Linked DNA regions of Mus musculus: all the other regions are linked to region 2. The links are chromatin loops, found by intact Hi-C in ENCODE. Cell type or tissue: gastrocnemius. All regions are shown on one strand.

What was found. A loop is a pair of places that touch in the nucleus more often than their neighbours do. Peaks named below come from ENCODE experiments on the same cell type or tissue, not always from the same donor. Only the 100,000 strongest peaks of a DNase experiment are listed, where the experiment ranks them.
Region 1: it touches region 2 in a loop (2.4-fold over the local background); 2 of 42 quality-filtered maps call a loop at or near these places.
Region 3: it touches region 2 in a loop (2.7-fold over the local background); 6 of 42 quality-filtered maps call a loop at or near these places.

Annotation. Positions count from the first base shown.
Region 1 is chr12:70,013,216-70,021,215 of GRCm38, forward strand. It overlaps Nin (ninein), which reads right to left. Exons shown (of 29, transcript NM_001081453.1): 27 at 7,619-7,816; 28 at 4,358-4,471; 29 at 1-1,741. The coding sequence ends at 1,532. Among named protein-coding and RNA genes, the nearest start is that of Gm23579, 22 kb to the left of the region's middle. In gastrocnemius, no CTCF peak of the experiment used is centred here; no DNase peak of the experiment used is centred here; H3K27ac peaks cover 2,945 bases.
Region 2 is chr12:69,958,326-69,966,325 of GRCm38, forward strand. Atl1 (atlastin GTPase 1) reads left to right here. Exons shown (of 15, transcript NM_178628.5): 13 at 716-1,147; 14 at 2,223-2,237; 15 at 4,903-5,760. The coding sequence ends at 5,013. It overlaps Sav1 (salvador family WW domain containing 1), which reads right to left. Exons shown (of 5, transcript NM_022028.2): 5 at 6,687-8,000. The coding sequence ends at 7,815. It also overlaps the pseudogene Gm3086. Among named protein-coding and RNA genes, the nearest start is that of Gm52003, 10 kb to the right of the region's middle. In gastrocnemius, a CTCF peak has its summit at 4,328 (motif pointing right); a DNase peak (open chromatin) is centred at 4,344; H3K27ac peaks cover 2,186 bases.
Region 3 is chr12:70,043,152-70,051,151 of GRCm38, forward strand. It overlaps Nin (ninein), which reads right to left. Exons shown (of 29, transcript NM_001081453.1): 11 at 7,989-8,000; 12 at 7,514-7,603; 13 at 5,873-6,011; 14 at 4,002-4,123; 15 at 1,996-2,486; 16 at 1-1,101. Among named protein-coding and RNA genes, the nearest start is that of Gm23579, 52 kb to the left of the region's middle. In gastrocnemius, a CTCF peak has its summit at 4,521 (motif pointing left); DNase peaks (open chromatin) are centred at 422 and 578; H3K4me3 peaks cover 167 bases; H3K27ac peaks cover 4,078 bases.

The DNA.
Region 1 (8,000 bases), 55 kb after region 2:
TCAGGATCTTCTGATAGGCATAGTAGTGCAAACCCAGTGTGAACTGCTGGAGCACAGACAGTGTAATGAACTTGGTAGAGGGAGCTCTGTGCTGGTGGGTCTCGATAGTTGGGTCCCAAAGAGTCATGGTGGAATGGAAATGGCTCAAGATTTCCTCACAGTCATGTCACTTCTCAGCCTGACTTGTCTTGTGTCCCTTCCCAAACACAGCGGTTTACTTTTCTCTTGTACCCCTTGTAAAGTGACGCTCTAATTTCTCCCCTTTACCCTTGATAGCCAATGTTTTCCACAGTACGAAATTCGTAAGTTCAGATATATGAGGTATCAAAAGGTCAGAAGCACGGAATTCTTGACCTGTATTAAACAAACAGTAAAAACTCTTCATAAGTAGGAGAGGTTTTTAACTCTACAGTCAAGGCCTTTACAGATAATTAAGTGCACTAAAACGTAGAAGTAAAAAGTCTATGGCTGTTAATATATAAGACAAAAAAGGTTGTGTGGTTTACACATCTCTGGCCAAGCCTTCTCTGAACAGAACTGCAGCCAGCCGATTAATTCAAAGAGACTAAAGTATTGTAAGCCGAATGATGTCAGTACACAGTTCTTAGGCCAGGCAGCAAGTAGTTCAGGAAGACAGTTTAAAAATCATTCCCTGAGCTTTTGATACAAACTCAAAGGTATGTCACGAACTCCAAGGCTTGGGAGAGACGAAACTACGTCCACCACGCTCCACGTGATCTTCTTCCAAGAGTGGCTTTTTACTCCAAAGTGGTCGGTCTGTCCGTAGGCTCACTATAGTTCAGTAATGTTACGAGTACAGTTTTAACAATTTTTTAGAAGACAGGGTCCCAAACAAAAGCTTTAGGAGGAGGAGAAAGGGCTGTTTAAAGAAAGTAAAGCTTTATCCTTAGTTAAGAGTGCAGCTGAGTAAGTTCTGAATCTGTTGTACAGCAAGAGTAGGAAGAATGGCATCAGAAGTCAGAGTTTTATAGAACTTGGACTTCTCTGATCTCGGTGGCTAGCTACTGGGTGGCTAGCTACTGGCCAAGCCTTCTCTGAACACAACTGCAGTCAGCCGATTAATTCAAAGAGACTAAAGTATTGTAAGCCGAATGATTTCAGTACTTAAATGTTTTCAAAAACAATTATAATAATAACCACTTTAGTTAGATATCAAACTTAAAAAGAACCTGGATTGCATACACCGATAATAGCAGTTTTAAAACATTAAAAACTAGGACTTGAAGGTCCTTAACTTAATTTCATTCTTGGTAGCTATCCAGAACATACTGTAAAAGTTCAGTGCTTATGAGTAATTTAAATAGTGAAATTTAAATAGTGATTTGTGAAATTCCAATAAGCACCCATTTGGAGCCTCCAATTCCATTGCTGGCAGACTTCGGGTAGGCTTGATTTCAAGCCGCTGAAAATTTTTGGTTAGAGGGTTCGGAGAGCCTATTAAGACGTTCCAATAGTGTCAGGAAAGCGCACAAATGCAAGTGCGCCCTTTGGTGTGCATCCTTTGGGCTGGCTATGACCTCAGAGGAGGCATAGAAGTCAGTGGTGCTGGTGCCAGGTTCCTGACGATGGTACTGAGGCTGGCAATCTTCTCTTCTAGGAGGAAATTTCTCTTTTCTGCTGTCTTCTGGCGCTGTTCAGTCATCTCCAGAGCTTTCAACAACTGGGCATTTTCGACATACAAATCCTTCACCACGGCATCTGTTTTTGTGTTCTTGCAGAGCTAGGACAGAACCAGAAACATCTTGATTCCATTTCTGTTAACCAGTCCCAATTTAAAACAGGGGAAGTTACTTAATAACGGCAGATCAGTTCTGCTAGCTGTGCACTTTGTAATAGTAATTTTTACCAGTGTATATGCAAACAGAAATGTGGATTCATTCTGTTTGTATTCCCAAATATCAAGTCTGATACTAAAGCCATACTACAAAACAAAGAGTAGATTATTTTTTAAGGGCTCCAAAATGAATTTTTTCCCACCTAAATATGTGCTATTCCTTTATTCATCTTTAAAAAAATACCAAAAATGCTTGTCCAACATAGCATTTTGAGATGACAACTGCATTAACATCCGCTCTTAACAAATGTGCTTCACTACTCAACACTACAACCTGTAATATTTATAAATACAACAAGATGTCTCAACATGTAGCTCAGGAATCGTTTTGGCAATTGCTTCCCTTAACCCCATTTTCCTCTCTTCTCTACCAACCCCTCCCACAAAGGTATACCCTCTCTTATAGTTAAGAGTATTGAGAGGGCACATTTGTTAGCCAAACTTGGTACCTTAATTCTTGCTTCTGTCCCTGCCTTCAATCTTCTTTCCCACATCTTATACTCCTCATTGTATAGCAGACTCAAGCAGGTAACACAATAACGAGTGGCTACAGAATGGCTGGTTTATGACCATTTCTAGGGTCATAACAATTTAGGCAACGGCAGGTATAGTACACCTGAGAACTTACTTGTGACTGAAATGTCATAACTCACCATTCCTTCCTTCCCCCAATTCTCTTTCAACTAAGACATTTCAATGACCCTTCATTGCCTAGAGGACAAGATTCAAAAACTATTAGGCATAGAAATAAATGCTTTCTCCTTAGCGGATTCTCCTCTCCTTTCTAGTCTCTTCTCTTAGGACAGCATGGGCTAGCAGTGGCTTGCATTTATAGACGCGCACACCCTGTGTGTTTTCCCCATTCTGTGAAGCTACTGCAGCCTAGACTGCCTCCCTATATCTGCCTACCCAGCTCTCTAGATTCGCTTTAAGAAGCCTTCAGGAAGCTCTCTTTAGGCTTCTAGATCTTGTGATCCCATACTGAAAATAGAGTTATCTCTTGTTTATTTTTAAAGCTTCCATCTGGAGAAATTCTTGGCTTCTTGTAGGCATGCTAGAATTTACATTCCACATGCCCAGGGCCTTCACTTTGTTGACAGCTGAGTCTCTAGTGCCCAGAACAGGATGTGACACGTAGCAACTTGTGCTGGCCACAGGAACACACAAAGGATTGCCTGGACAAATGCTCACAAATGGGTTTTTCCGCCCGACTCCTCTGTTTAAGATACAGAGCAAAGGAACATTTCTGCATGCACCTGTTCTTGCATGCATCTGCTCTTGCATGCATCTGCATTCAGACCTCTCTCCTGGAATTGATGCTCTTAGGTTTTATGAATTTACAAAACCAGGGTTGGCAAATTCCGCTCTGTACCCAACCAGTTTGTCTCAGTCTCAGTTTTCTGGGAGGCGGTCACGTTTGACAAGGGGGGGCTTCTTTTTTGCATACACAGGTAGTTTTTAAACAGAGTGGTCATGTCTGTAATTAGCAGGTAAAAAGATCAAGTTGTTTAACAGTCTAGAACCAGGAGTTCAGACCCCACACAAAGCATATCCTTTTGGAGCCTGGTGATAGCCATAAGATACTTAAAATATTTGTTTGCTTGATTATTTAATGTGTGTGTGTGGGGGGGGGGCATGCGTATATATGTGTGTGGAAGTCAGAGGACAACTTATGGGAACTGATTCTCTCATTCTACCACATATGGTCCAGATATTGAACTCAGGCTGTCGGGCTTGGGGGCAAAACATCTCATCAGCCCAAGGTACAGGGAACAGGAAAGCCAGTGTTACACTTATTACCCAATTTAAAAAACCAAATGTATCCTTTTCTGTTTACTTAGAGATGTATATTTCATATCTTGGATTAAAAAAAAATCTGTATTTGGTTTGAGCCACTGAACTTCATTAGGAACACTTTGGGTAAGAGTTTCTGTTAGCAGATATATATTTATAAAATTGTGGACAACTGTATATGGCCTCAGTGGAGTTTTGGAAAAAAAAAATGTGGAATGCAGAATTCCTATTTTGAGGCTTATATGAAAGTGATTCCTAAGTTTTCTAGACATCTCCAGCAGAATTAACATGTATTAACAACACAAATTAATAGCAATACAAAGATGCAAAATCTGAAGTTAAGACTGGAATGTTGAGGCTAGAGAGATAGCTCAGCCAATAAAGTGATAAAATGAGAAAGGCAGTTCCCAGATTAAAAAACTGGATATAGCGAGTGGTTCACGGAGGGAATCCCTGTGCTGAGGAAGAGATGGGTCTAGCCTAATCAGAGAGACCCAGGTCCTCTAAACAACACTGGACAGCTCCCAAGGACTAATACCTGAGGTTGTGTGTGCATGCACGCACACACACACACACGCGCACACACACGCACGCACGCACACACACACACGCACACACATGCACGCACATACACACACACACACACGCACACACAGAGTCTGTATACAAACTGGAATGTCAGGACAAATAGAAGTGACAGAGGCTTACTTGTTCTTTGAGCTGGTTTACTTTTTCTTGAAGAAGTCTCTTCACCAGCTTTAGTTTTTGTTCAACTTCTATCATTCGTTCTTCCATGAGATTTACAAGGTGTTCCTGGTTTCCCTAACGAGAAGAGGGAGAAAGAAGTGTATTATCATTTGAAAATCATGCCAACTAGAGGTACTGGTAATGACTCTCCCCATAGGAGACACGGAGAGGCCAGCCGGTGCTTTCCTTCATAACCAGAGGATAGGTTTCTGATGTAATGGGAGTTCTAGGTACTGCACACATGGACAATACCTTAGAAAAGTAGCATTATCATAGAGGAATCCAGGAAGAGACCAGGCTCTTACCTTGGCTCATCATCCCCTGAGGTCAATTCTTAAACTCCCAACTGAAACCCATGTGCACTTTTAACATAGTGGCTATTCAAAGTAAATTAAAACAGGGGACCGACTTTCCACTGTGAGTTGTGTCTTTGTGATCCTGTAGGCCTCTGAACACTGCAAACACTGGGTTATTTGGGGTTGCCTCATGCTTCCCATCAGCTGCAGCACACATCTCTCATTCTCCTTTGAAATGACTGGTGACCATCCAAGGATTGGTTCTTTTCTTCATCATACTGAACTTCTTCCTGCCAGTTACCCGACTCATCTGATTCCCAGTGACTTGTCAATGTAAAGCAAACATTGGACTAGAGGATTCATTTACCATCAGAGCAGGTTAGAGGTGAAAACATCTCCTCACAGACATTCAAACCTAGATAAAACCACAGGACAGGAAGAGGCGTGGCCTTTCCTCTCCTCCTCCTACAACAAGGGTGGGAGTGAGGAGACTTGAGTTGAGGAAGCAAAGTGACCTTGAGAGAGACGACACTGCTCATACCCTCACTTATAAAAATGCCTACACCAGGAATTTCACATTTTAGGAGGTACTTCAAGTCCTTGAGATTATTATCAATTATTATTATTGTGGTTCAGGTGTTAGCGATTGGGTAATAGCTAAGTATTTTTTAAAAGACATATTTTGAAAAGAATGGAGGCTGCTCAAACCTGAGCTGAAATATGACTGATGCTTGCTTCAGAAAACAAAACAGAAAACCACAGTAGCAGGTAATTCAACAGACACTGAGTGCTACAAAGGAGAAGGCAGAAGAAAAACAAAGAAGACAGTCATACATTTAAATTTTATTTTATTGTTGCATCAAAATTTCCCTTTTTTCTGTCAAAAGTATGATACATCTTATACAAAACAGTATAAATAACCCTGATTTTCTTCAAATTCCATATATAAAAGTAGTACCTTCTTTTAAAAATAATTAACAACATATGGAATTAGAAAATATATAGAATATATCCTTTCAAGACTCTTAAATCCACTCTTTAAACCATATAAATAAGCTGATTTGTAGCAAGCAGAAGTTTGTGACTGAATCACAAAGTCTTTCATGTCTACATAAGTAAGAGACAATACTGTGAAGGCTTTAACAGTGATGGTAACAGTCAAATATTTTAAAAGAGCACTTGATTCCAACATGTCCCAGCTCATGTCTGTGTGCGGTGTGCATGTACGTGTGTGCATGTGTGCATTTAAGACTCTGTCGTGGTAACAAATGCCATCAACAGCAGCCCAGTTTTCAGAGGTGCCCAATCCTTCTGCAGGAATCTGCATGCACAGCTCGCTGCTCCAGTAGCAAAGCCTAGGGAAAGAAGGCAGTGGGATACTTCACCCTGGTGTCAAGGTTAGGGGGGGGGTCAAGTCCACACACTTACAATACAAACACATTCCTGCAAGCACACACAGTCACACTCCACGTGCAAGCAAAGCAACACAAAGGCAGACGAAACTCCTCACTCTGTTCACAGGCACCGTGCAGATTTGTATAATGTGCAGTTTTCTGAAAATTAGAGTCAGCTCAGCAGCCAGAAAAAGAAAAAAGCCTAGAAGCCATTCTACTGCATAACAAACAAGCTCTTCTCTGGCTGAAGGATTTTCTTAATAGTTTCTGTCTAATACTGGAGTTATTGGCATAGGTTTTTTTTTTCTTTTGTAATTCTCAAATATTGATGAGCAGACTAGGAAAAGCATACTTTACAAAACAGTGCGTCTGGGAGAGCAATGAGTACATCTTAGCCACATCACTAGGGGAGCCTTTCAAAAACAGGACAAGGCTTCAGATTTCGACTACACAACGAAGCGCTGAAGCTTCCCTTTCGTACTGAGCCATAGCCGTTTTTATTATAAAATGCCACCCCAATGCTGGGAGTGGAGGTGGTCTGTGGCAAGCAGGAGCAGAGCTTGAGCCGTCCACCCTGACAATCACCTTAAAAGCTGACTCTAATAACGGGAGGTGAGGATGGCACACAGAACGCGGCTACAACGTGGCCTGTTAGAGCAAGCACATAAAGACTTCTGGAGGTTTTGTTAAGAAGAATGAGCGGATGGCACGGCTCGGCTCAGCACGGCTCGACACAGCACGGTATGGGACAGCGTGGCACAACATGGCACAGCACGGCACAGCACAACACAGCTATCTACCAATAAGAGGAGAGAGCAGAGTGGACCATGCAGCCTCCTAAGCTAAGGTGACTGGCAAAGCTCCTCTGAGGGGATTAAGAAACTGGAAAACTTCTTATCAAATATTAACTGGGCCTTAAGCATTTCTAAACTAGAAAGAATTGACAAAGGAGACATTTTATTTTTATTTCTCACTAGTAATTATATGGGTAAGAATAAATTTGGGAAAAATGGAGATTATGTACTAAGGAGGAATAACTATTTGCAGCTTAAGTGTTTTTTTGAATTTGATTCTTTGAAATATTGAGTGAAATGAACTAGGTAACTAAGAACAGGGTGCTAACGAACTGCATATTCTATATCATTGGTTATAAAGAACCCCTGCCTGTGACTTCTCAGACCTTGGCGGGCCACACCGCATGGGAGAACTGAGACTGTCTGTCAGCAGAGATACCTACCCCAGGATTGAGCTTGTGACAAGACTGTTGGGCCAACTATGTACTATACACAAGTAACCCTGATCCTCCGTCATATGCAAGTGTGCAAAGGAGGCCCAGCATATAGACCTGCTGACTTATAAGCAGAGAGCTTGGAAGGAAACTGTAAAACCAAAGCAAGTGTGGCCCTGCAGTTCTGTGGGCACGTACTCATGGGGACAGAACAATGGTGGGACATGGGGTTCTTCATCCCCACCTTTGGACCGGTTTATTTTTCAAACGAAGGTAAAGGGGACGGGAGAAGAACACTCTGTACCTGTGGTGTGTTGGTTTCGGAGGTTCTGTTTTCGAGCTCCTCCTGCAGGTGCTGGCTTCTCTTTTCTGCCTGCAGCAGCTGCTGTTGAAGCTGCAGAAACTGCTCCCTGGGCACCATCGGACAGGCTTGCTGCTGGAGCAACTGCAGATCCCAGTGAGAGGATGGGCTACGCGTCACAGTGGACCTCAGGGGCTGCATCTGAGGGACAAGGACAAAGCTTGGTCAGTGGAGGGCCTTCTACCAAGGAAGGTGCTAAGCAGCGAGTACTGAGCCCAGGATCCATCCCTTCATGGCTTCGTAGTCCCTGGTCCCTTAAACAGGACAAAGCCTGGTGGAAGTGTGTGGGAAGAACCCTTTTGTTGCTCCCTGGAGATAACTCCAT
Region 2 (8,000 bases):
CCTTGGGAGACAGAAGCAGGCAGATCCCTTGAGTTGGAGGCAAGCCTGGTCTACAGAGCTAGTTACAGGATATCCAGGGCTACACAGAAACCCTGTCTCGAAAAACACCAGCAGAAATCATAAAACGCCTTTATTATATAAGGCAGTATACTAGCCACATTTAGTGGTTAATCCTCGTGGATATGGAGGCAACTAGTTCAGACTGATGATGACAGGAATCAGCCTGTGAGAAATGCATCAAGTAATTCTGTCATGCAAACATCGCTACGTATGTACATATACCTAGATGTTTAGTCAGTCCCTCAACTTGTCTTCTTGATGCAATCAAAATACATAAATGCAGAGAGTATCAAGCTGTAGTTAGCATAACACAAAATACTATGTTACTGTACCGAACTTTTTTAATAAAGTAGAAATGGGCTCTAAAATACTGTTGAGAGAAGTGTAGTAAATATAATCATTTATTATGAAAATTCTGCACTGCATGAATTGTATACGTTATACTTTAAGCAATAGCAGTTGAATAGGCTGTTCATAGTAACTGTGCTCTGACTGACAACACAGTTCTGGCTGCAGTGTCTCGAGGTGGTGGAAGTGTAGCCCACCCCTTAGTCCATCACTCTTAGGAAGCATTCTGGTGTACTCCAAGAAAAGGCATGGACACAGTTGTTAATTTACTCCATATTACATAAACAGAAGCCTCTCTTTCTGACAGGTTTGTGGTGGTGATAAACCATTTTTGGCCCCTAACGACCTGCAAAGCAAGCACCTGCAGCTAAAAGAAGAATCTGTGAAGTTATTCCGAGGCGTGAAGAAGATGGGCGGGGAAGAGTTCAGCCGGCGTTACCTGCAGCAGCTGGAGAGTGAAATAGATGAACTCTACATCCAGTATATTAAGCACAATGACAGCAAAAATATCTTCCATGCTGCTCGAACCCCAGCCACACTGTTCGTTGTCATCTTTATCACATACGTGATTGCTGGTGTGACTGGATTCATTGGTTTGGACATCATAGCTAGCCTGTGCAACATGATCATGGGACTGACGCTTATCACCCTCTGCACCTGGGCATATATCCGCTACTCTGGCGAATATCGAGAGCTGGGTGCTGTAATCGACCAGGTAGCTGCAGCTTTGTGGGACCAGGTGAGAGTACCTTCAGGTTTGCACATGCTGTGTAATTAGTGTTGCATTCACTATTAGAAATATACAGGTGAACATGACTTGGGCCCATTCTTTAAAACTTTACAGTATACCAAGATTTGAGCAACTAACTAAGTCCTACACAACTGCTTTCTAGTTAACATTTTAGTATTTAAAACATACATACATTAACAGCATTTTTACTCTCTGATTCTAAAATATTACCGTGTGAGAAGTTAATAGTGTTAGTAGTGTCTGACAGTCATTTAGCTGTCGTGACCTTGAGTTAAACTTAACTTAGCCCTTGACTAGCACTGGCTTGGTGAGGGGCATATGTGAACCACAATCATTTGGTTATATGTCATTCCCTTTAAGTATCAGATTACTTCAGACTGTAATTGACCTATACTTCTGCACTAAGCTGCAGCATGAGCCAGTGGTCAGCCTCTGACGTAGCTGCCTGTGGGCCAGCTGCTGGCTCTGCTGGTCTAGTTAGCTTCAGCTGAGGGAGTCAGGACCACCATGGCATGGTGGTCAAATAACTAAGGACAGGAAAGACAGTGGGAATATATAAGAAAGAAAGACAGTAACTTACTACTGTCCCAGAGTCTCTTCAGTTACTTAGTGAGAAGTTAGGGAAATTAAAGGAGCCCATACAACTTTATGTTTTAAGCTTTTGACCATTGTGATCTAGAGGTAGCTGACAGTATGCAGTGTGAGGAGCACACCTGTCTGTACTCTGTAATAGAAGGGTAACTAATGAGTTGTGTGCTTTGAGGACTCAAGCTGAAATAACACTGCCTCCCAAACTACTCACTCTCTTGTCAGCGCTCATGCACACAAGGCTAAAGATGGGTTACCTGTGTAAACCTCAACACCTTCCTAGAACACACTGCTAAAACTTATCTGAAATGCAGAATTGGGTTCTTTAAAATATTCTGATAAAATACGGAATCTAAACTTAAAAATCTTCAGGAGTATTTTTTCTTAATGCTTATAATTGATATTGCAAATGAAGTTGAAAATTATGAATTAAGCAAGATATAACATTTTCCTTTTAAAATTCCCTTTGCTACAGGGAAGCACAAATGAGGTAAGCTAACATTTTTTAATTAACAGATATATTATTTGTAAATATGATATTCCTATTTTATAACTGACTAGGTATTAAAGGATATTTTAGAGCATAATCTTAGAAAATATTCTCTAAAATGTAAATTTGGCCGGGCGGTGGTGGCGCACGCCTTTGATCCCAGCACTTGGGAGGCAGGCGGATTTCTGAGTTCGAGGCCAGCCTGGTCTACAAAGTGAGTTCCAGGACAGCCAGGGCTATACAGAGAAACCCTGTCTCGAAAAATAAAAAAATAAAAATAAAATGTAAATTTGTATGAACTTTTAACATATTCCAAATATTATGTAGGACTTAATTTGAACAAAAGTGTCATTAAAGGGTGTTTGATTTTAGTTCTGTGTAGACAAGGTTCATGTTTTCAGCTCAATGTTGTAGTATTTAGTTTCCCCATATTGGTCAAATAGTGGACAAGCAGAAACACAGGAGCAAAGGTTTGGTTGGCTTAGTATGAGAAGAGACCGTGGCAGCGGCCGGCAGGGAGCAGGGAAAGATGGATGCTTGCGCTCAGCACGTTTGCTCCTTTTATTCAGTCTGAGGCCACAGCCCATGGGATAAGTAGTCTTCCCCACACTCGGGGTGGATGTTCTTGACCTAGTTGATCTTTCTGGAAACATCTGTATAATCATACCTAGAGGTGCTTCCATAGTGACTCTAAATCCCGTAAGGCTGACGGTGAAGACCGACCGTCACAGGTATCCCCTGCAGTTCTGCAGTGAAACCAAGCAGGAGTACAATCTGAGTAGATTCCATCAAAGACGTGATTTAGTAAACTAACTTCACTAGAAGAACAAATCAAACTTCAGCTTGTACATAAACCTTGGGCAGGGGAACTTAATACCTGAAGAGAACTGGAATTAAGCTCTGTACACTAGGAGCAGCAGCATGCCAGAACTAGGGTGACACCGTGCTGTACTGACCACGTTTACATATCTGAACATGGCACTAACCATATTTAGTGTTAGGAAAACAGCTATAGGGGCTGGAGAGATGACACAGTGGGTAACAGCATTGGCTCATCTTCCAGAGGTCCTGAGTTCAATTCCCAGCACCCACATGGCAGCTCACAACTGTCTGTAACTGTAGTCCTGTGGGATTCAATGCCGCCTTCTGCTGTGCAGGCATACATGCAGACAAAGCATCCATATATGAAGTACACGAATGAATAAATCCTCTTTAGGGAAACACCTATGCAGAATCACAGAAGGTTTTTGAGAATAGCTAAGTAGATAATAAGCTTTTACCCAGTTCTTCAAAATATTCAAAACTACACACTCCAGAATACATGAGTCGGAATTGGGTGTTCAGTATGTGACAGAGGGATAACTCTTCTACACTAGCTGAGGGGAGAAACAAAGATACTTAGGAGTACCCAAAAATGTGAAATATGTAAATATGTGAATGCATGCTGTAGTGGCACGTGTCTGTAATCCCAGTACTCAGGAGGTGGAGGAAGCAGGATCATAAATTTGAAGCTAACCTGGATCACACAGTGAAACTTGTAAGAAAGGCCCTAAAATTCTTTGGATTCAAACACCTTTAAAGTAATACGAGGGATAATCAGGAGGTCACGTCAGTGGTGAAAGGCTTTTTGAGGTGGTGGCTCTGAATGAGTCTGCGCAGTCAGAACCGAGTAGTGGAGACACTGCCGGGGAGCACACGAAATAAGAGAGCCCAGCTGGGCACGGAGAGGGAGCCTTTAGCTGACCTAGCACACCCGTAACATAGAAAAGTAGCCAGTTCTGGAAGATACATTACAGCAGGAGGTTACAGATCTATGCTGTCTAAAACTGGCAGTACTTCACGGTGAGATGCCCACATATCCGTCTGGGACATGGAAAGCTGCTGGGCTGGGCTATATTCTAGGAGATGTTTAAGATAAAGGAGGTTCGGTCAGAGAGTAAAACCTTGATAAGCTTAACCACCAGCACAGGCCGTGGGCCTGAAACTGTTCTACATTTTAAGATAGTAGGAACTGCTGTTTGTTTTACATGTGTGTGAGTATTCAGCTGCACGTCAAGTCTGTGTACCATGTACATGCAGACCCAGTGGAGGCCAGAAGAGGGCATCAGATCCCTTGGGGTTGGGATTACTGGTTACAGTTAGGAACCATCACGTGGGTGTTAGGAATTGAATCCAACTCCTCTGAAGAGCAGCCAGTGCTCAAACCAGCTAGGCCATCTCTTCAGCCCCCACCAGTCAGTGTTTGAGAGAGTGATGATATAAAGATGTATCAATTTGGGACTGAGAAGAGGGCTCAGTGGGTAAATCACTTGCCACCCAAGGCTGAGGACCTGAGTTCAGATCTACTCAAATGCCAGGTGGATGTGGTGGCCCATCCATAATCCCTCTGCTTAGAAGACATGCGATTCTTGGGGCAAGCTTGGTGGCTAGACTAGCCAAACTGGTGAGAGACTCTGCCTCATATATAATGTGGAGAGCATTAAAGGAAGATGCCCAACAACCTCTGGCCTCCACATACACCCACACACACAAACACATGCATGCACACCGTATACAAAAATGTATTTGAAAAGTATGACTTCAGCATGCTGAATTTTATATAGTACTATAAGCTAAAAAGGAAATGAGACCTGTGTGTCTTCTAACCCTGGTTCTTATATTCTAGGCGTTATACAAGCTTTACAGTGCAGCAGCAACCCACAGACACCTGTGTCACCAAGCTTTCCCTGCACCCAAGTCAGAGCCTACTCAACAACCGGAAAAGAAGAAAATTTAATCTAAAAACATGCAGGTGCATGACCGTTTGTCAGCTAACTATCAAAGCTTTTGTTTCCATGCAAACATGCAAAGTGCTTCCTTTAGAGTGAAACCCAAACACCCGACCGAGGACTCGGACAGTTTACTTCTTTACTCCAGTGTTTAATGAGCAGATGTATGTATGCATGGTTATTTGTCAATGTGCAGTTTCCTCATTTCTGTCTTTAAATATGCTATTATCATTTCAGGTATTTGTAAATTTGAGGATAGATTTGTTCTGCTTGACTTTTCTAAGTTCTACTACTGGGTTATAATTAAATATTGTGTAGTATTACTCTGGGTTTGGATATGCTCATTTGATTTCTATAGAAAATTTAAGTTATTTTACATAGCTATTTGTTAAAGCACAGTATAACTTGGCAGGCTTGATTTTAATCTATATAATATTATACATACCACAGGCTCTTACCTTGAAACATATTTGAGAGCTTAAAAGTTGCTTTACCAAAAACTATACATTGTTTCTTTTATATCTTTATGAATATAGAATGTAAATCTCTTGATCAAAAATGCACAAAAATTGTTTTGTACATGTGTTTGAGTTTCACTGCACTGTATATTTTTTCATTTGGTACACCACAAATGTATTCTTCATAGGTTTATTCTTTTAATATGTGAACTATTAAACTTTACTGTTTCCTAACATTAAACCAAATGCTCACTGGCTCTAGAACTACTTGGGAGGTCTGGTGTGGCATGAAAGGTCTATTCTGCCTCAGTTCAAGGTGCATTTTCTTTCTGATACCATTTCAAGACAAGACTGGGTGCTCAAGGTGGTGTGAGCATACACTATTTCTGATCCCACTTCAAACTTAAATATACATCTTAAATACAAGCTAATTGTATTAGGTACTTTCCAGTTCTTTGATTTTAAAAAAAGTTTATTTACTCCTTAGACAAGATTTTACTATGCAGCTCAAGCTGTCTTTCAACTTGTGATGGCCCTGCCCACCTCCCAAATTAGAAACATGTTGCTACCTGTAGCATCCTTCCAGTTCATGTAAACCAGGGAGTCTATATTTCTTTTTGTGTGTTGGGGAGGGGGGTGTGTGCAGTGGGGGCGGTGGTGGTTCAAGACAGGGTTTCTCCGTGTAGCCCTGGTTGTCCTGGAACTTGCTCTGTAAACCAGGCTGGCCTCGAACTCACAGAAATCCACCTGCCTCTGCCTCCCAAGTGCTGGGATTAAAGGTATGTACTACCACCACCACCTGGCTATAATATATTTCTAATAACTGAAATCTTTAGTGGAATTTTGTTAACGAAACTAAACCCTTTAGAGGAAAATAAATCAGAGGAGAGACTAGTAATGGAAGAATGGTAATGCCTCATCTACCCGGGAGCCCAAGCAGACATTTTTAACTGTCTCAGAAATGGTGAACAGAAAGTAAGAGAGACAGAAGAATGTGTGTAAGCTTACAAGCTGAACAGAAGTTTACACTTCTTTACAGACAGCTGGCCGTATGCGCACTAATTCTCTTCCCCTGATAATGTCCCAGTAGCCATATTTTAGCTTCAGCTTCTCTTTTCATTATAGGCTTGTGGGCCTTCTGAACAGAATGATAAAGCATAACAAGTATAAAGCATCAAACATTAGACTAAATATACCAAAACATGCATTCAAGGACCAGACAGTTTCCACAAAAATATATTTAATAACTTGTTATATAAAATCAAATGCGAAATTTTATCAATAATTCAAAGTCACTTCTAACATGGAGTGCTTATACTTAGGAAAAGAACTAATATATATACATATTCACAACATTTGTAAGCACAACTGAAGAGCTATGAAGCTCAAGAATTCTAGATTTACAGCTGGAAGTTCCATAAGTTTATCTGTAATCAAGTGTTCAGCACTAATTATGAACAACTATTAAACCCAAAGCAAGAAAAATAGGAAGGAATGACAGCCTGTTTCTACACCTTTATGACAAATACTTCTCAAAGATAAAAAAGGCAATATAAAATTTACTTAAGTGACCAAGATTGCTTATTGGATCCCTGATTGTCGTTTTTGGCAACTTAGCCCACCCTGATGGAAGGCAGTATTCTATGTGGTCAGGAAGCCTGTGCTGTGTCTCAGAGCCATGCTAACTGTACTTATGTGCTCTGCCTCAAAGGAAGGAAGCCGTATTAGCAACAGTTGCGCACTAAGAGGCATGTATTTATTATAGTCCTGTATTTCTGAATGTATTCCTCAAAGACTTCATCTTTCTCCTTCAAAGGTGTTCCTTACATTGGGGGTCGGGGGACTGAGGGGGCGGGGGGGAGATGACCACACACGTACAAGCTTGTTACAATAAAGGTTCCAAGTCCTGTTTTGTATTTTGAACTATACCTATGGTAATAGTCAAACCATCTCATTCCAGAAAACACTTGACACCACACGTAGCAACTGATCACAGATGTACTCTCATCCTCTTCTGTTTCCTAAACAAGAAGGGTGTGTCCATAAAAAGTCAGAGAGTGACGGTTTCCTATTTAATGCCTGTTTATGCTGATAATCTCTTCCTGTACTACTTTTTGTCCAGAGTCTCCAGCAGTTTCCTAATACAGCATTTGGTAGCATATGCCATATTGGCTTTTTAAATGATAAAACTTTCTTGGTTCAATAAAAGAAAAAAAATTGATAACAAAATATATGTAAAACTAGAATTTTATACTTCCAAATAGTAAGTTACCTTTATTAACCAAAGAACTTGTTTGCAGTCATTTATCTGAAAATATTTTAAAGCTCTTATAAACTTGGCTTGTGATAAGTTAACTTAAGAACGTCTTGCCATGCTGCTGGGCATACCACTGCTGCCTCTGCTTGCGGTTTTCCAACTCAGTGAGAAGAGCCTGTCTGTAGGCCTCGTACAACTTCACAATCTGCTCCAGTTCCTTCATGAAGAGCAACTTCAGCATTCCCTGGTACGTGTCCAGGTCAGCCAGCTGGAAGAGCTC
Region 3 (8,000 bases), 85 kb after region 2:
GCTTCCGACGCCTCGGTTTTGCACTCCTGCCTCTGAACGGAGCTTGTCCCGGTACTTGCCAGGTCCCGGGCCTCGTGGTCTCCTAGATCGCTCAGGAAGTGCTTGGTGGCTGGACCTTGTTTCATTATGGGTTCTACTTGTTCCCTGGAACTTCCAGAAATCTCAGACGTCCCCTCCTCCAAACAAGACGAGATCACCGACCCCGGCTCTAACTTCTTCAGCCTCTGCTGCAATCGGGAAATTTCAGTAGCCATCTTTGCATTTTCCTTCACTGCATGCTCGTGAGCTCTCTGCAGGCTGATGAGGACATCTCCGTTTTCTTCCAATAGCTGCTCGCCTTGCTGAAGCAGGGACATGGCTCCATCTCCTTCTGCCTCCTCCCCTGCCGTTGCCTGGCAGCCACCCTGAAGCATCAAGAGAGATGCTGCCTGCTGCATGTCCTTGACTGTATTCTGAAGCCTGCAGATTTCTGTGCTCATCTCCGCCTTCTCTTGATCTGCTCTCTCAAGGCTTGCTCTGTGGGCGCTCTCCAGGGCGGCAAGCTTGCCCGTCATTTCTCGCCTCTCTTGCTCATGCTCAACCCGGAGCCTTTCGAGCTGCTGGCTGGCCAGCTGCTCAGAGACCCCCGTCTGGCATAGCGCCTGCCCTTGGTCCCTCAGTTCTCTCTCCTGACTTCTCTTCAGCTCAAGTATCTGGCCAGACAGGAGGCCATGCTGGCTCTCAGATGCGTTCTGTAGGTCTTTCAGGTCTTGCAGCAGCTGCTTTCTTTCCGTGCTCAGGATATTCAAACGGTCCTTGTATGTCCTCTCCAGTATCTCCTGTTCCTGCTTCATGGCCGCAGCGGTCGCCCTCTCCCTCTGGAGCGCCTCCTTCAGCTGCTCCTGGGCATCTGTGCACTCTTGTGTAAGCTCATCCTTCTCAAACTCCCACTGAGACCTTTCCTCCAGGTGCTGGTCCAAGAGGTCCCTCAGCTCCTGGCGGTGGCGAACCTCGAGGCTTTGCAGAGTTTGTTCACAGTGCTCAGTGACTTTCTCACAGTCAGCCTGGCACTGGGCTTCTATCTGAGAGACTCTTCTATTACACTCTGTTTCCATTTCTTCCCTAAATGTGGTCAACAGACAGCATTACTGAGACTGCTGCCAACTCCGGAAGCAAACCCAACATTTTCCCATACAAAAAGGAGGCTGCCGGGCAGACAATGGGACCACTTCCTACAATGCTCTGGTTCCTAGGCCATTCGTGTGTTCGGGGAGAGGCTCTTTCTTCTGGGGACCAGGAATCCAGGAAACTTATCTTTCTCTGAAGCAGGGGGAGCTTACGAAACCAAATCCTTTAATAGGCTTCCTGAATGTACTTATGTGGTTTAATGATGCCTTATACTGGCATTTCACATTGAATGACCAAAGACATAGTGACCTCACTCCTCAGCTGGGAAATATTTTGAAAGAGGCACCATAGGATTTCAGCTGCATAAAACAGGCACATTAATAACTCTCTTCTGTTTTTGCTTAATTAACAAAAGAGCTCTGCATTAAACAGGGTGGGAAACTCGAAATCTCTCAGTTATACCTGGGATTTCACACAAGGACAGTAAACACAATATGCCATTTCGTAAAGGGGAATAAATATGAGTATTCCAAATCCAGTGTACGAATGGGTTTCCTCAGAGAGCATCAGACAGCATTGCAGTAGAAAGGATCTGGTCCTCATCTGAGCACAGGAAGACAGTAAGTGTCACGCAGGGACAGTTCCTCTGACTGCCTGTCTTCCCTCCCTCTCCCACATACATACACACCAGAACAGTTCCAATGACCAAAGGAGACTTCCTGGTGAACAAGACAAAACTAGTTTGATTAACTTTGAAAGAACCTACTCAAATCCATGGGCTGCTCTGCTCTGCTCCCCCAACCCCGATCCCGTTTTCCAGTCCTCCCTGGCTGACAGGAACTCCGGAGAAAGAGTGTCCAGTAGTTCACGGTCCCCTCATTTTCTTACCTTCCCTCCTGGAGTTCCCTTCGGTGATGTTCCGAGAGCTCTTCCCTCAGCTCTTCTTTCTCTAGAGCATGCTTCTCCTCCAGGCTCAGCAGCTGCTCCTGGTAAGATTGCTCCAAGCCTCTCACCTTCTCCTCAGTCCAGGCAGCCTGGGCGAGTCCCTCTCTCTCCTGGCGAAAGCTCTCCGCTGCCTGCTGCAGCCTGGCCTGGAGCTCCCTCTCATGCTCCTGCCGCAGCTCCTCCTGGAGCTGAGCCTTTTCCTCATCGAACGCCATTTGCAGTTGTCTCTTTTCCTCCTCGTGCCTGCAGCTGGCCTTGTGGTGGGCCTCCCTCAGCACGGCTGCCTGCCCTTCCAGGTCTGCAATCTCACTCCGAAGCTCGCTGACTCGCTTCTCCAAGGTGTGCACTCCCTGCTCATACTTCTGCTTCATGGCTGCCTGCTCCTGTTCAGAGGCGACCCTGGTATCATCCAGCTGCTTTTCATAGTGGCGCACCTAGAACCGGACAGTGAAACCACGGGATGACTGGGTTCTGTGATATGGGGAAGGGGTATGGGTGCAACAGGTGCTTCTGTCCCAAAGGACACTCTCGTTTTCTCGTTCTCATTGAAAGTGCAAACTTAGCTCAAAATTACCTGAAGTAAAATACTAAGTGAAGCCAGGTCTATCTTTATTGACTTAGGTATGTGAGTGTTCATATATGTACATGTAGGTGTGTAGGCGCGCGCACGTGTGTGTATGTGTAGGCAAGAGGACAACCAACCACAGTGCCATTCCTGAAGCACCAACCACGTCTTTTTTTTTTTTTTTTTTTTTTTTTTTTTTTTTTTTTTTAAGATAGGTCTTTCACTACTAGCTCAGAACAAACCAAACAGGCTAGGCTGGCTGGCCATCGAGCTCCTGGCTATCACTGAACTAACAATTTCTTCTCCAACTTTGTGTTTCATACGGCATTCTGCGTGCCTTCCTTACAGAGTTCAAGAAACATCTGAAGACTTAAAACACATATTTTACGATCCTAAGGCTGTAGTAGGGAAGTGGGAAGGTGAAAGGGGCACCCGTGGGGATCTGCTCAGTGGAGTCATAACAAGAGAAGCAGAGGCTGGGGAGCGGCACTGAGTAAAGAGGACCTGGGCTCCATCCCTCAAATCCACATAAACTGGGCATGGTGGCTCTTACCTGTGATGTCAGTGTCGGGGGGCAGAGGATCCCTGGGCAAGCCAATTAGCTAGACCAATGGGGGAGCCGTGTATACACACATGTAACCATGCATACACAAGTATACATACATACACATATGACCAGTACACACGTGACCATGCATACACATATAACCAAGCATACACATACGACCGCGCATACACAAAATATGCATACACACATGACCATGCATATACAAGTATCCATACATACACACATGCCCATGTATACACACATGACCATGCATACATAAGTATCCATACATACACACATGACCATGCATACACACACTTAAGTAGGCATACACATGAACATGTATACACATGTAGCCATGAATACACACATAAACATGCAAACACAATATAACCATTACATACACATCTAACCATGCATACACGTGAACATGCATACACATATAACCATACATAAAAAGAAAACCAAAAACATGGTGAAGGTGAATGGAAGCCACATAGTGCAGGACTGAGAGGCCAAGGATTAGAGCTTGTATCTAATCTAGGAAGCGATTCTACATCAAAGAAAGGGTTGGTTGTTTTTTTTTTTTTTCAATTGAGTTATTTTTTAACAAGTTAAAAACACCATAATTAGTGTATTACAATATGAGGGACTAAGCACACATCACATTCTGGAGAGACTAGAGAACAGGCCTTGACTTCAGCCTGAGGAAATGGGTTCCTGGCAGCCTCTGAACTCCAGAAGAAATGCACAGGAAGTGCTGGTCTGAGAGGAGAAGGCAGCAGGTCCGCCCACACGCTGACAAGACTCAGGGTCAGACTGGGACTCAGGACTCACTTTGTCTTCCAGCTCCAGTCTCAGGTGACACAGGTCCCGGTGGTGCTGCTCCTTCATCTGCTCGATGACCAGCTCTGCCTCAATGCTCATATTCAGGGGGTTGCACTCTTCAGATCCAGGCCCTGAAAGCACACAGAACCCACCGAGCCTGCCTCAGGCCCACTCACTGGCATACTCTGGCATCTGGCAAGGGGGCATGGCTTCACTAAGGACTCCTTTTCAGCCTCGTTTCCCAGCTGTGAAGTGCTTGGGAACAATGGGATCCACCACATTCAAGCATCAGGGCAACAAGAGGAAGCAGGTAAGGAGATCCTTCTAAACATGGGCAGCACGCCAAGCCTTAGTTGAATCCGCCTTTTTGAATGATAAATGGGTGTGTGTGGAATATGTTGAACATGAGCTCTCAGCTGGAGAGATGGCTCAGTGGTTAAGAGCATCGACTGCACTTCCGAAGGTCCTGAGTTCAAATGCCAGCAACCACATGGTGGCTCACACCCATCCGTAACAAGATCTGATGCCCTCTTCTGGTGCATCTGAAGACAGCTACAGTGTACTTAGATATAATGATAAATAAATCTTTAAAAAAAAGAAAAAGGGCTATGTGCTGGGGAAACAGCATGAGGGAGTTTGGTCAAACTAACCAACTTCTTGTCTGACTTCTTGTCTATCCAGAAAGTACCCAGTGACAAGTTCAGAGGGATGATGTAAGTGGCTAGCACCGCTACTGCTCTGTATTATGGGGCTAACTTCAGGGGCCAAGATGCCAGTCCATCCCTCAATACTGTTTTAGTTGTTTTACCAGGTGTCTACGTTATTTTCATCCAGACGGGTCAGGGGCATGGGTGCAGGCAACTGAGAGGAGTCTCAATGCCTTCATAGGGTTCACCTCTCCCACTGCCCACAATAAGCACCAAGGGAAAACTGAAATCATGAGCAGAAGTCGAGGGCTGATCTAGCACAAGGTCAAGTATATTCCCTGCTAGGCAGAGATCTCTTAGGGCAGGGAGACTCAAAAAATACTTTTCTCATCTGGAGATACACAGGCAGATGGAGAACTGTTCATGAGCAGAGTTCTAACACCCAGGATGGACAGGCCTGCCTTGGGCTTTCTCCTCACATATTTTGGCCCATCCCCCCACCCCGTCCAAGATGGCAGAAGTTTCTTGGAACAGTCTTCAGGTGGAAGAGCTGCACCTGGTGAATCAAGGATCAGAGAGAAGGACTCAGAACTTCTGACACCTCCTCCTGGATCACTCCTGCTGATCCCACAGTAGAGAGGGGAGGGAAGGGAAAAGCTACCTTCTTAATGACCAAAGGGAAGGGAGACGGCATGAGGAACAGCAGAGCACACAGGAACCTTGCTCAAATTAAAACCCAATGTACAGAGGAAAGGGGCAGGAGGGACCCAGGCAAGGAGCTGGATTGCATGGTGGCCCCCAGGCAGGCCCACCCAAGAGCCTCACTCCTCCTTATCTCCCTCAAAGCCACAGGCTTGAGCTCTTAACTAACTTGCTGCTCTGACAGAGGCAAATAAGGCACTTAGCCCAGGCAGCCTATGAAAATCAGCTACGGGTTCTGTGGTGTGTAACTGGCTATAACTTCCAAACCATCTTCATACCAAGCGGCCATGGTGCGGGAGGGAAGAATCAGCAATATCAGAATCACAAATACTTTTTGTAAAGAATTCAAGGACAAATGGAAAAAAAAAAAAAAACCCAGCCACAAGTGACGTTGCTCAATAAATGAGACTGCCAAAGTCTCTCCCTCCCTGAACTCCAGGATGCCAGTGTTCTGCAGTGCTCCACCCAGCCACTGTAGCACAAACTAGGTCAAACGCAGACGTCAAAAAGATTGTGTGCAAATGTGTTTACCTTGGTCGGGCTCAATACCACCACTGTGACCGTCGAGTTCTTCTGACAGCGAGTTCTTCAAGGGGAGTCTGAGCACCCTGCCTTGAGCCTGGTATTCTTCTAGTTCAGACTGAAGCTCATCCACTTGGTCTTGTAATAGCTGGAGTTTAAAAAAAAAAAAAACACCAGTCTTACACGCGGCACCAAGAAAGCACCAAGAAAAACAGAGCGGATAAAAGCAAAGAAAGAGCCCGTCTCGCTCACACACAGGATCTGAGTTTGGTTCCCAGCACCCATGTCAGGTGGACCACAATCACCCGGGACTCCCAGTCCAGGGGATCTCATTCCTTCCCGTGGCCTCTGTGGGACTGCACTCATGTGCAGAAACAACACAGACAAAGACATAAACATAATAAAAAATTTTTAAAAATTTAAAGTAAAGAGACTATGTAATTGGAGGACAGTTTGGTTAATTATCAGATAAGGGACTTGTAACTAGAATTTATAAAGATTATTAGAAATCAAATTCAAGGAATTCAACTTAAAAGTGGACAAAGGCTATATCAGAAAGTTCATCAAAGAAGATATACAAACAACCAATTAGAAGCTACAGGGGGAATGATAAAATCCTATGATAGGATATGACCACAGCTGTAAATGAAGATGTGGTGGGTGAGGACATGCATGTGGTAGGAAATTAACATAGAAAATAAGCTTGCAGGAGCTCTGCCAATCCCTAGAAGTTAAACATTGGTTTAGCTTGTGGTTCAGCAGAAAGCCTCCTGGTATAAACCCCAAGAGAAATATAGTATATGCCCCCACAAAAATCTGCTTAGGACCATTATTCATGATAGCCCCTAAAAACCCAAATGTCTATTAGCTGATTTCAAAATGCCGCATATCTATACGATGGGACTTTATTCAGCCACGGGAAGGAACAGAAAACAGATACATACAACACCATGATGAACCAGGACACTATCACCAAGTGAAAAGAGCCCTTCGCAAAAGACCAGTTGTTAGCTGAGAGAAAATAGACCAGTGGTTGCCTGTGCTGCGTTAGGGGTAAAGAGAGAGTGGGGATGGGGATTGGAGGAGGGGGAGACATGGGAAGGGGGGTGGGGATGGGGAAAGGATGGGCAGGACAAACTGGGCGGGGTGGAGGGATGATGCCGAGATGGGGATGGGGACAATAGGAGACGCTGGCTGAAGTAGAGCACGGTTTTCTCGGGGTGATGACATCACTCGAATTGTGTTGTGGTCAGGGCTCAGCGATCAGTTAGGGAAGCTAATTTTGGGGTAAGAACATCAATACAGCCACATTAATTCTTCACTCAGCAAAAAATTAGAGAGTCCTCTATGTAGTAGCAAGATAAGGTAGACCAGAATGGAATTGGCTTGATTGCTTACAGCCCAGGACACTGAGTCATATTAACAGCTAGTTTACGCATGTGCTCTGTATGTCCCTGGCTTTGGTCTAAGCACTTTACACAATGTTTCTCAGAAGCTCTGCAGCTGCCTACTGGGTGCCTTTAAGCACTGTGCTTAAAGGAAGTTTCCTTCTATAGATTTCAGTGGCCTGACAAGCCCAGGCATTGCTGAGGCTGGGATTTGAACCCAGGCCCTCCAGTGTTGCTTAGTTCTCATGAGCCACGCACGCACCCTGCACTGTTGCTCATATTCATTTCTCATCTGCGCCAGCCTCTCCTCTTGAAGAAAGAACTCAGCACTGCTGGGATCGAGGTCACCAAACTAGAAAGGACGGAAAAAAAAACAAAAAAACAAAGATGTCATTATTCCCAAGGGCCCTTCTTTGACCTATCACATTCCAAAGATCCCAGCTTCTGGGGGTCATCCAAGCTCCCAAATATGACAAGAATGAGGCACTGAAGCAGAGACACCACCAATCAGAAGCGGAGGAAACTACTCAGCTAGTGTTCAGCTAGGGGAGGGAGCCCATCTCAGCGCCAAGCAACGCTTGCTTCCCTCTCAGCCACCATCCTCAGTCACACCCTGAGAAGTTCCTCCCGGCACCCAAACAGTTCCCTCATAAAAATGTTCTTGGCATTGCTTCTGCTCTTTTGGGCGAGTGGCATCTTGGGCAGCTCACCAGGAAATCGGAAGCAGGTAGACTTACCTTTTCTGCTAA